2 separate regions of the Homo sapiens genome follow, and region 2 is linked to region 1. Evidence: chromatin contacts called from ENCODE Hi-C or POLR2A ChIA-PET data. All regions are on one chromosome and are shown on one strand. The core of a region is the stretch at or near the end of the contact, and the rest is flanking DNA. Distances in the headings are between cores, read along the strand shown. Region 1 overlaps SVOPL (SVOP like). Region 2 overlaps KIAA1549.

The links. A loop is a pair of places that touch in the nucleus more often than their neighbours do. ChIA-PET counts read pairs that join two places held with the same protein, here RNA polymerase II (POLR2A).
Region 2: a loop to region 1 is called in a map with no recorded cell type, with 3 times the contacts of the local background. The contact joins two enhancer-like sites. A Hi-C loop is called at or near these places in 1 of 37 single-sample maps with no recorded cell type. POLR2A ChIA-PET finds 5 or more read pairs at or near these places in 1 of 52 experiments (OCI-LY7).

What each region holds. Positions count from the first base shown.
Region 1 is chr7:138,607,204-138,613,168 of GRCh38, reverse strand. The region is part of intron 14 of SVOPL (SVOP like); the gene reads left to right. Among named protein-coding and RNA genes, the nearest start is that of SVOPL, 91 kb to the left of the region's middle. RefSeq lists a silencer at 2,031-2,325. Within about 2 kb of position 2,393, at least 3 of the 41 ENCODE cell types and tissues checked have a DNase peak (open chromatin) inside an H3K27ac peak, as active enhancers do.
Region 2 is chr7:138,871,656-138,877,760 of GRCh38, reverse strand. The region is part of intron 12 of KIAA1549; the gene reads left to right. It also overlaps the pseudogene RNU6-1272P. Among named protein-coding and RNA genes, the nearest start is that of ATP6V0A4, 77 kb to the right of the region's middle. Within about 2 kb of position 1,725, at least 3 of the 41 ENCODE cell types and tissues checked have a DNase peak (open chromatin) inside an H3K27ac peak, as active enhancers do.

The DNA of each region.
Region 1 (5,965 bases), core at 1,144-3,643:
ACGCGTCTGTAGTCCCAGCTAGTTGGGAGGCTGAGGCAGGAGAATCGCTGGAACCCTGGGGACAGAGGTGACAGTGAGCCAGGATTGTGCCGCTGCACTCCAGCCTGGCTGACAGAGTGAGACTCTGTCTCAAAAAAATAAAAAGATAATAAAAAGATCACTCTGGTTGCTTGCAGAGAGTAAATTGGAGGAGGGAAAGGGTAGAGTAAGCTTATAAGACAACTCTCAGTTCACATTGCCATGTATTATTGCCATGAAAGAGGAGATTTCAGAATTCTGGAAAACCCTTTCTATTATAGTATAAAGATATAGGAAAACATGGTAAACCTGACTGCGTAAAAAATTTACATTTCTGGCCAGGCGCGGTGGCTCATGCCTGTAATCCCAGCACTTTGGGAGGCCGAGGCTGATTGATCATCTGAGGTCAGGAGTTCGAGACCAGCCTGGCCAACATGGTGAAAACCAGTTTCTACTAAAAATACAATATTAGCTGGGCATGGTGGCAGGCACCTGTAATCCCAGCTACTCAGGAGGCTGAGGCAGGAGAATCCCTTAGAACCTGGGAGGCGGAGGTGCAGTGAGCTAAGATCACACCACTATACTCCAGCCTGGGCGATAGAGCGAGACTTTCTCTCTCTCACCAAAAAAAAAAAAAAAAAATTAAGTCTGGCTTGGATAAGGATGAAAGATAAAGTCTTATCTTTCTTTTTTTTTTTTTTTTATTTTTTTTTTATTTTTTATTTTATTTTTTTTTTTTTTTTTTAATTTATTTTTTTATTGATAATTCTTGGGTGTTTCTCACAGAGGGGGATTTGGCAGGGTCATGGGACAATAGTGGAGGGAAGGTCAGCAGATAAACAAGTGAACAAAGGTCTCTGGTTTTCCTAGGCAGAGGACCCTGCGGCCTTCCGCAGTGTTTGTGTCCCTGATTACTTGAGATTAGGGATTGGTGATGACTCTTAACGAGCATGCTGCCTTCAATCATCTGTTTAACAAAGCACATCTTGCACCGCCCTTAATCCATTTAACCCTGAGTGGACACAGCACATGTTTCAGAGAGCACAGGGTTGGGGGTAAGGTCACAGATCAACAGGATCCCAAGACAGAGGAATTTTTCTTAGTGCAGAACAAAATGAAAAGTCTCCCATGTCTACCTCTTTCTACACAGACCCGGCAACCATCCGATTTCCCAATCCTTTCCCCGCCTTTCCCGCCTTTCTATTCCACAAAGCCGCCATTGTCATCCTGGCCCGTTCTCAATGAGCTGTTGGGCACACCTCCCAGACGGGGTGGCGGCCGGGCAGAGGCTGCAATCTCGGCACTTTGGGAGGCCAAGGCAGGCGGCTGGGAGGTGTAGGTTGTCGAAGCTATATATTATTAACTATTGTCATACCATAATGGTATAGAGCATTAGAACTTATTCCTCCTATCTAGCTTTAATTTTCAATCTTTTAACCAAAGTCTTATCTTTCAAGGGTCACAAAAAAACCCTAATTTAATGGTTACAGCCGAAAGATGATCTTTTTGTCCTATATAAATGCCTGATGTTCTCTTGAAGCATGGGGAAAAAAAATCAGCTCGTAAGATGACAGAGAACTTCACAAGTTAATGGGAATCAAATTACATCCATTTAATTTTTTCAGAAGTGATTTCCAATAAGCCATGAACTTATTGAGAAACTGTACGTTGTCAAAGATCAACAGAGCTGGGCACTAGTTAAAGGGGTAAGGATTGGTTTGGTTTTTGTTTTGTTTTGTTTTGTTTTGTTTTGTTTTGGGGTTGGGGGTTTTTGAGACAGAGTCTTGCTCTGTCGCCTAGGCTGGAGTGCAATGGTGCGATCTCAGCCCACTACAACCTCTGCCTCCTGGGTTCAAGCAATTCTCATGCCTCAGCGTCCCGAGTAGCTAGGACTACAGGCGCACACCACCATGCCCCACTAATTTTTTTATTTTTAATAGAGACGAGGGTTTGCCATGTTGGCAGGGCTGGTCTAAAACTCCTAACCTCAAGTGATCTGTCCACCTTGGCTTCCGAAAAGTGCTGGGATTACAGGCGTGAGCCACTGTGCCCGGCCAAGGTTTTAATCAGTAATAACTATTGCAAAAGAGAAGAGTCCACGGTGAACTGAACTCAGCCTCCATTTGTACAGAGGTGACTGGGTGTTTCAAAGGGAGAGTGGCAGCGGTCTTAGGAGGGTGGCAGGGGCTTGAGCACAGTCAGTGAAGTGAAACATTACAAATACCTGTAAGTGGGTGTCAGTCTGTGTAAATCCCACCTGGATTTGCTAAGTGGCGCTCTTTAAAGTTAGGCTCTGTCAAGGCTGGGAACCTGGGGCCCTATCTTCAGATGTCAGCTAGAACAAATAGATTCTTGGGCAGCCTTGAGTTTTCTCAGGGAGGCCCTTCAAGGGTGGCTGGAGCCTCATAAGGGTGTGTCCTTGAGCTCTTAGAAACTACGTTAGTGTTTAAGTGTCAGGGCAAGGTCAAGGCCTAGTGGAGAAGAGGGCTCATAGGAGCTGGGCTAGGGTTCGGTCAAGGAGAGGATCTTAGCCTCTAATTTATAAATATGTTTGTGTGTGCTGTATTTTGAGTGATTTAAGAGTTTTCCCAAGGGCAATTTTGACCACGTGATTTTTTTTCTTCCATCCTGAAAACACAAAAACCTACAAAGTAGAATTGAAACTTTACTAATATCTCACCATTTAATGATAACAAAGATAAACATTTTAATGAGGCTTTTAAAATATATTTTTCTATGTGTGTGTGTATAAATATGCATATACATTGTTAGTGATGTAGGCTCAAATAAAAAAAAAAAGAGTATAAATTTCACCCAAATATCATAGTACTTTTTATAGCCTGCTCTTTTACTCTCTCTCTCTTTTTCTTTTTTTATGTATGGACAGAGGAGAGGGAGGGGAGAAAGAAAAGAAAAGGAAGGAAGGAAAGGAAAAGGAAGAAAAAGATCTTTTGTTCGTATGTTGTAGACATTTTTCATGTCCATAAATATAAAAAATAGGCATTAAGCTGAAAAATATTTCATTGTATGTATATCCCAGAAGTTACTTTTCAGTTAGTTCTGTATTATTGAACATCTCAACTATTTCAGAAAGATTTTAATATAAACCACAATAATAAGGCTAGGCATGCTGGCTCACATCTATAATCCCAGAATTTTGGGAGGCTGAGGCAGGCATCGGATCATTTGCGGTCAGGAGTTAGAAACCAGCCTGGCCAACATGGCAAAACCCCGTCTCTACTAAACAAAAATTATCTGAGTGTGGTGGCGGGTGCCTTTAATCCCAGCTACTCTGGAGGCTGAAGCAGGAGAATCGATTGAAACTGGGAGGTGGAGGTTGCAGTGAGCTGAGATCACGCCACTGCATTCCATCCTGGGCAGCAGAACGAGACTCTATCCCTCTCCCCACCCCCAACGCCCCCACCCCCCCCAAAAAAAAAACAGTAATGAGCATCCTTGTGCTTGCTTTTGTTTTTTGTTTTGTTTTGTTTTAAGACAGGGTCTCACTCTGTTGCCCAGGCTGACAGGCAGTGGTGCGATCACAGCTTATTGCCACCTCAACTTCCTGGGCTCACATGATCCTCCTATCTCAGTCTCCTGAGTAGCTGGGACTGCAGGTGCTCACCACCACACCCTGCTATTTTTTTTTTTTTTTTTTTTTGTAGAGGTGGTGTCTTGCCATGTTGCCCAGGTTGGAGGCTGGGCTTGAACTCCTGGGCTCAAGCAATCCTCCCACTTTGGCTCCTAAAGTGCTGGGATTACAGGCGTGAGCCATCGGGCCCAGCTGTGCTTACATTTTTATCCAATTGTGCAATTATCTCCTTAGGGTGAATCCCTAGAAATTGGATTGGTAGGTGAAGGGGTCTGCTCGCTTTCATTTTGGTACATTGTGCTCAAGTCCTCTTGGGCGAGCTTGTCCCAGTGCCTGAGAGCCTTGTTGCTTCACATATCGGCCACAGATGTTAGTCTTTCATCTTTGCCAATCTCACTGGCAATAAATGATACCTCTTTATTATTGTAATTAGTGTTTCTTTTATTAGGAATGGTACTGAATGTTCTTATTCATATTTTAATTGGGTAATTTATCTTTTTTAGCTTGCCCACTCAGGTACTTGCCCATTTTTCAATTCAGTCTTTAAAGCATGGATCTGTAAGAGCCTTTCATAAATATGTGTGTATATATATGTGTGGGTGGGTGGGTTTGTCTATAAAGGATTTTTAGCAGTTTTTCTGACATATTACAAATATTCCGTATTTGGCAATTACGTTGCAGAGATTTGTTATTTGTCTTTCATTCTTGTTCGTGTTCTCCTTTTTCTGTGCGGGGTTCATAGACACTCAAATGTATCAGTATTTCTCTGTATATTTCTCGAGTCTGCAACTAGGATTATAAAAAACACACACCTCTTTTCTTCCAGGCCTTCTATGGCATTTTCTTTTTTGAGAGGGCAAGGGGGGGGAGTGTACACTTTTGATTGAAGTATAACATACACGTGGAAGTGCCCACATCGTACATGTCCAACTTACTCACATTTCACAGAGTGAATGCAACCCAGATTCTGACCCAGACATCCCTGCTGTGCCCTCTTCCAGGCCGTGGGCGTCTGTTGAGGCGTGAGGTCCAATGCCGGAAACAGCTGTACAATTTCCCCCAGTGGCAAGCCGGCTGTCTCAACACGACGTATTGAAAATCCATTTTTTACTCATAGGTTAGAAATGTCTGTTTGCTTATGTTCCCGCAATTGGCCTATTTCTAGCTCGCTATTTTAGTCCATTGATCTGTCTGCTTTTGTCACTGACATGTTCTTTTTATTACTCTAATGAGATTTATAGCACGTTTTTTAAACTGGCTGTTCTAAACCCACTTCATTGCTCTTTTTCAGAATCACTTAGTAACATTCCACCCAAATCCTATTAACATTTTAATTGTTAATGTGTTCAATGTAACAGCTAATAGAGGAAAAATTGACTTTTTTTCTGATAGCGTTGTCTATGTATCCAAGAACAAGGTTTGTCTCTTTCTTTGTCCAATCTTTCCTCCTATGGCCCTTGCTGGGATTTTATTGTCTTCTTCAAATAGATCCTATGTGTCTTGCTATGTTTATTCCTAGGCATCTTATGGCATTTTGTTGTTATTAGGAATGGATTGTTTTCTTTCATTATAACTTCTATTTTAACATTCCAAGTAGTTATCTATATTTAGAAGGCTATTGATTTTTTTAATATTGATTTTTAAACAACCAGCTTACTGAATGCATTCCTAATACTTTCTCATTTGAGTCTCTTGAGTTTTTCAGGTTTATAATTGTAGCCCTTCTGCGATTTCTATTTATCCCTTGATGCTGAATGCTTCCAATCAGCATTTAATATGCTTCGGGTTCCACAGCTTCCAAGCTGTAAAATCAACCTTGTTCACTACTGCTTTTCTCCTCTTTCCAGCTAACCTCCTTAAAAGAGTTCTCTTCCTGCTTCATTTCCTGCCTTCCACTCATTCCTTCACCTCCTCCAAGCTGGCTGCAGCCATCTCTACTCCACCAAAATCATTCTTGGTAAGGTCTCCAGTGACCTCTGTGTCTCTAGGTTCAAAGGTCGTTTTAACCCCTCATCTCACCTGACCTTTGACCTGCGTTAAGGACTGCTGGCCGTGCTCTCCCTCCGGCATCCCGTGTTCCCTTCTGGTGGCTCCATCACTTGCACTCTGTGGGTTTCCTCCGACCTCTGTGGCCGCTGCTTCCCCATGTCTTTGTGACTTGTCTTCCTCTACTCTTTCTTTGGTTGTGGATTTCTTATTGCTCAATATTAGACCCTTATAGTTTCTTATTTCACTCTCCATTGAGATGGTATCATCCATTTTATGACTTTAGTTACCAGTGACTTCCTCATGAACCCCAAACTTCTATCTCTAGACGAGGCCTTGCTTCTCGCTCCAGATTCATCCACCTGATTA
Region 2 (6,105 bases), core at 476-2,975, 270 kb before region 1:
ATATTAGAAGCTCAGATGCTGCTGTTACAATTTGAAGAGATAGCAGAATCTGTACATTATTTTCATGTTGTAGAAAGATAGTTTTCTCACTATAAATATCAATTTACTTTTAGAACTTTACTTCTTGAAAGGTGCCATTAGATAGCTTTAATGCTGCTGTGTAGGTATTTTATTGCTTGCATAGAAAATTAAATATCCTATTTTAAAATATTCTGAGTTTTTCTCCTAGCTTTCAGTTATTTTATTTTTTAAAATTTTTTGCTTTTTGAGACAGAGTCTCTTCCTGTTGCCTAGGCTGTAGGGCAGTGGTGCTATCTTGGCTCACTGCAACCTCTGCCTCCCAGGCTCAAACGATTCTCATGACTCAGCCTCCCGAGTAGCTGGGATTACAGACGTATACCACCACACCTGGCCAATTTTTGTATTTTTAGTAGAAATGGGGTTTTGCCATGTTGGCCAGGCTGGTCTTGAACTCCTGGCCTTATGTGATCTGCCCACCTCGGCCTCCCAAAGTGCTGGGATTACAGGCGTGAGCCACCATGTTCGGCCTGTTTTATAATTCACATAAAAATATTTCTTTTGTTGAAAGTCGTAATGAAGTAAAAATTAATGGAGGTGGGGAGCGGGGAGGGAGGCTGCTTGAGATCCATTATGGAGCCCTCTTCCATGTTGCCATGGGACCAGCGTTCCCTCTCACTCCTGCGGGTGGTACAGCTACCGGCTCTCTTTAGGCTTCTTGGCAAGGCTGTTGACGACTGTCCCAGGTCATGTGGCATATTAAGGACCCACCTTGCAATGGAAGCTGAGAGAACACTGTTGTTTCAGTTTTGGTAAATTGGAGGTTGTGCTTTATTCCTTTTCCAGCTGACTGTTTTTGGAAGGTGACTAGGCCCTGACACATACCCTCATGGCCATCCATGAACCCTTAAGAGATTATTTACTCAGATGTCACTGTGTTCCCAGCTATTCTAGCTTTAAAATAACTCAAATCATAACCACTGGATCCCCTTAGTGAAGATGTGAAGGGAGAGATGAGGCAGGAGATGGGCTGCCATTGCTGCGTCTGTGCATAATTGTAGTTTTTCTCTCGCTCCCCTTTATCATCAGGAATATACCAAGTAGGTAAGGATTGCAAAATACTCAGCATTCTTTTATGCTCTCCTTAGATTGCATGTGTGCAAGTGTGTGATTTTTAAGTAGTTAAAACTTCATTTGAATTCCACAAATTCCAAATTCTAGAATTTCATGTGCAAACCAAGCTGACACTGACTTTTGCATGTGCTAAGGAGCTTGCAGTGCTCGCTTCAGCAGCATATAGACTAAAATTGAAAGGCAACAAAGAAGATGAGCGTGGCCCCTGTGCAAGGATGACATGCATATTGGGGAAGCATTCCATATTTTAAAAAAATTAAAAGAGTTTGCAAAATAGTTTAAATGAGATTGAGTACATATAACAATGAAGTTTTTCAAGTAATTTTGGAGTACTGTACCATTTATAAAATGATTGAGATCATAAAGTAGAATTCTTATCTTTTCATGAAGGCAGATTCCTAGAGACCTTTTCAAGGTAAAATTTTATAAACATAGTGGAGATGACTGTAGTCATTGAGTCATCCGTTTAGCAAATGCTTGCTAAGTGCCTGTGGTCAGGTGCTGGTGATATACAATGAAGATGAGATAAATGTGATTGCTGTCTCACAGGATGTTAACGTGGGTTGCGCACATTAGTAAAGATGTGGTTTTCCAGCCTGGGCTACGTAGCGAGACTCTGACTCTACAAAAAAAAAAACAGAAAAAATTAGCCAGGCCTGGTGGTGTGTGCCTGTGGTCCCAGCTACTGAAGAGGCTGAGGTGGGAGGATCGCTTGAGCCTGGGAGGTCGAGGCTGCAGTGATCTGTGATTGCATCACCACACTCCAGTCTGGGTGACAGAGCGAGACCCTGTCTCGGGGGACAAAAAAAGTGGTTTGACTGTGTTTACTTGTAGATAATGAAATAATATTTCTTTAAAAATGCTCTCTTGCTTTGTCATTTTAGTAATTCAGGCTGAACTATTCTCTTTCATTCTGCTTTGTTGACATTATCCTGTTCTATACAATCCCATATGCTGTAATTTTTTATTTTTTATTTTTTTGCTTACCCAGTCTCGAGTGCAGTGGCACAATCACAGCTCACTGCAGCCTTGACCTCCTGGGCTCAAGCAGTCCTCTCACCTCAGCCTCCTGAGTAGCTGGGACTACAGGAGCATACCACGCCCAGCTAACTTTTTATTTACTTTTTGTAGAGACGAGGTCTTGCCATGTTGCCCAGGCTGGTTTTGAACTCCTGGGCTCAAGCGATCCTCCTGCCTTAGCCTTCCAAAGTGCTGGGATTATAGGCATGAGCCACTATGCCCAGCGTTTTTCTTTCTTTTTAAGATTTTTATTTGTATTTTAACTGATGGTAAGAAAACATATAAATTTATGGTGTACAACATGATGTGTTTTTTGCTTTTATTATTTTTAGTTGATACATAATACTTGCAAATATTTATGGGGGACATTGTGATATTTCCATGTATGAATATACTGTGTGATGATCAAATCAGGGTAATTAGCATATCTGTCACCACAGACAAAGTTATCATTACTTTGCCTTGGGAACATTCAAAATATGCTCTTCAAGCTAATTGAAAATATGCAATAAATTATTAGAGTTACCCTACAGTGCCTACAGGTGCTCAACCCATTCCTCCTCTCTAGCTGTGCACTTTTATTTTTATTTTTTTGAGACACGGTCTCACTCTGTTGCCCAGGCTGGGGTGCAGTGGTGCAGTCATGGCTCACTGCAGCCTTGACCTTCCAGGCACAGGTGATCATCTCTTCTCAGCCTCCCGAGTAGCTGGGCCTACAGGTGTACACCACCACGCCGGGTTATTTTTTGTAGAGATGGGGTTACGCCATGTTGCCTAGGCTGGTCTAGAACTCCTGGGCTCAAGTTACCCTCCCGCCTCAGCCTATCAAAGTGCTGGGATTACAGGCGAGAGCCACCATGTCCAGCCTCTAGTTGTGCTTTTGTATCTGTTAACCAGCTTTTGTCTATGTCCCTCCTCTTCCCTTCCCAGCCTCAAGTAACCTCTAGTCTACTCTCCACTTCTAGATCAACTTTCCAGCTTCCACATATGAGTGAGAACAGTGCAGTGTTTATCCTTCTGTGCCTGGCCTATTTTACTTAATGTCATCCAAGCTCAGCCATATTGCTGCAAATGGCAGGATTTCCTTCTTTCTTGTGGCTAAATGATGATGTTTTGATATGTGTATGCATTGTGAAATGGCTAAATCAAGCTATTTAACATATACATTACCTCACATACTTATTTTTTGTGATAACACTTAAAATCTACTCTCTTACCTGTTTTCAAGTATACAATATATTGTTATTGATTATAGTTACCATGAGGTACAATAGGTATCTTGACTCTATAGTAAAATTTATATCATTACTTTTAAAAAATAATTGAAGAGAAAGGGGTTTTAATCCCAAGTTCCTACTAGCCTTAAGGCAGGATTCACACAGCATTAATCTCTGTGTGTCCATTGTGCTTTGTACTAATCATTATTACCCAGGGAGCTTTTTTAGAAAAATTGTGCAATGCATAGCAAACAATAATATATATTATATAATTATATTTATTAATATATGATATAGAAGTATGTAATATATAATTACTAATAGTAATATATTACTAATTACTAATTATATATTACATATACAGTTCTATAAACAAAAATATATACTAATATATAATATGTGTGATATAATTATATAATATATATGTGTGATATATATTATATGTATATGTAAAAAAATTTAAAGCCCCTCTTTTCAGCCATGTTGAAGGACTGGCTTCTGGGCAGTATGGAAGCTGGAAGATTTTCTGCACCTCTTATTTCCTCTCCTCCGCTTGGTCCCTCAGCTCTGTAGAGTGGCCCAGGGTTTGTGCATCCCCTCCTCTGGTTGCAGTCTGTGAACAGTTCAGCGAGGGTGAAGCAAGGGCCGTGACTACAGTGGGAGGGGGTGAGCCGGGCTCTGGACAGGAGCCCAGTCTTAGGCTGCTGCTCCAGTGGTACCCAGGCAGGGCTGACAGCCCAGTAGGGAGGGGCCTTTTTTTTTTTTTTTTTTTAATGCCTGTCACCTTTGTCTCCCAGCAACCCAGAAGTCTCTGCCACCCTGGAGGAAAGTGATCCCACTTCTAGGTATCAGTAGCTTAATGGGCTACCCTCTGTGACATTTATTGTTACTCTATAAGTCTGGGTTAAGCAGGGCTAGCCTGTCTGGAGAAGCTCATGATCTCCTTTTAGGCATTATGCCTGCAACTTGAGTAGCTGCCACCGATGAATGGTGGTGCCTGGCTGTGCTTCCATTGCACAAATGCACAAATAGTCAGGTTCCTTCTAGGTATGGGGCCAAGAAAGAAAGCTTGAGCATAGCTGGAGTCCAGACAATGGTGTCCTCTGGCTCAGACAGACATCATTCATTCAGAATCAGCCAAATGACTTCTGATTGCTTGGGATAATGAATGTAATTCAAATTGAGAGAAAATACAGATTTACATAGCAATGCTGTGCTTTCCTTATATGAAACATCAACTACTGCTTCTTACTGCTTTGCTCATCTATGTTTTTTACACCGAGGAGAGACCTTTGTGTTTTTCACTTATGCTTTGAAGTTTCAAATGTTAGGCTTTTGTTTAGAAGCACTTTCTGCATGTGCGTATTCCCTCTGTCAGCCTGCTGGCCATTTATTTGAAAGCAACATCCAGAAGTGACTGGCTGATTAGAAGAAGGGCATCAGTTGATCTTTTTTTGGCGGGGGTTGGGGGACAGGGTCTCACTCTGTCACCCAGGCTGGAATGTAGAGACATGATCTCGGCTCACTGCACCCTCTACCTCCTGGGCTTAAGGGATCCTCCCACCTCAGCCTTCTGAGTGACTAGGACTACAGGCATGTGCCACCACGCCCAACTAATTAAAAAAAATTGTAGAGACAAGGTCTTAACTATGTTGCCCAGGCTGGTCTCAAACTCCTGGGCTCAAGCAATCCTCTTGCCTCAGCCTCTCAAAGTGCTGGGATGACAGGCATGAGCCATTGTGCCTGGCCAGTTGATCTTCTTAAGTGTGAGTAACTAGCTCTTTCTACTCAGCCCGTCTTCATTTTTCTCTTTCTCTTTTTTCAAAATTAAAGTGTATTGGGATTATCTCTACTGTAAAAATAATACTTATTACAGAAAATCCTCATTATCAAAAATAAAAGACATGGGGAAAAATCACCCATCATGTGAAGATTCAGTCTCTGTTAATATTTTTAAGTGTTTCTTTTCTGTCTTTTTTTTTGTGCATTTGAATTTCTTTTTTTTTTTTTTCACAGTTCTGATTAGTTTTTAAGAAAATTATTGTGGTTGAATATACATGGCCTAAAATTTGCCATGTAACCATTTATACATGTACTCTTCAACTGTTTTTAAAGTAGGAACTAGCGCCGGGCCCGGTGGCTCCTGCCTGTAATCCCAGCACTTTGGGAGGCCGAGGCAGGTGGATCACTTGAGGTCAGGAGTTCAAGACCAACTTGGACAATATCGTGAAACCTTGTCTCTACTAAAAGTATTAATACAAAAGTTAGCTAGGCATGGTGGCATGCTCCTGTAATTCCAGCTACTCAGGAGGCTGAGGCAGGAGAATCACTATCCAGCCTAGGCGAGAGAGTGAGACTCCGTCTCAAAAAAATAAAAAATAAATTAAAAAAATAAATAAAGTAGGAACTAATTCCCTGCAAGCAACAGGTTTTTTCTTCTCATGTGTCTTCAACTTCGTTTTCTTTCCACATCAGAACTGAAAAGTCAGAAGTGTGGTCACTGTTAACTGGTACCTGCCTGCACGTACTGGTCTTCTGTTTTCTCTGTAGTACGACATTGCCTTGGCAGCTGAATTTGTATCACTCCAGCGAGCTCCCTGCCAGATGGTAGCAATAGTTCAGAGCCGCTATAAATGTGTTTTCTGAGAGTTCTGTGAATGGCTTATTGACTACTGAGCAACTTCAGGCTCCTTCTGTCCTATATTCTTTCTGAATG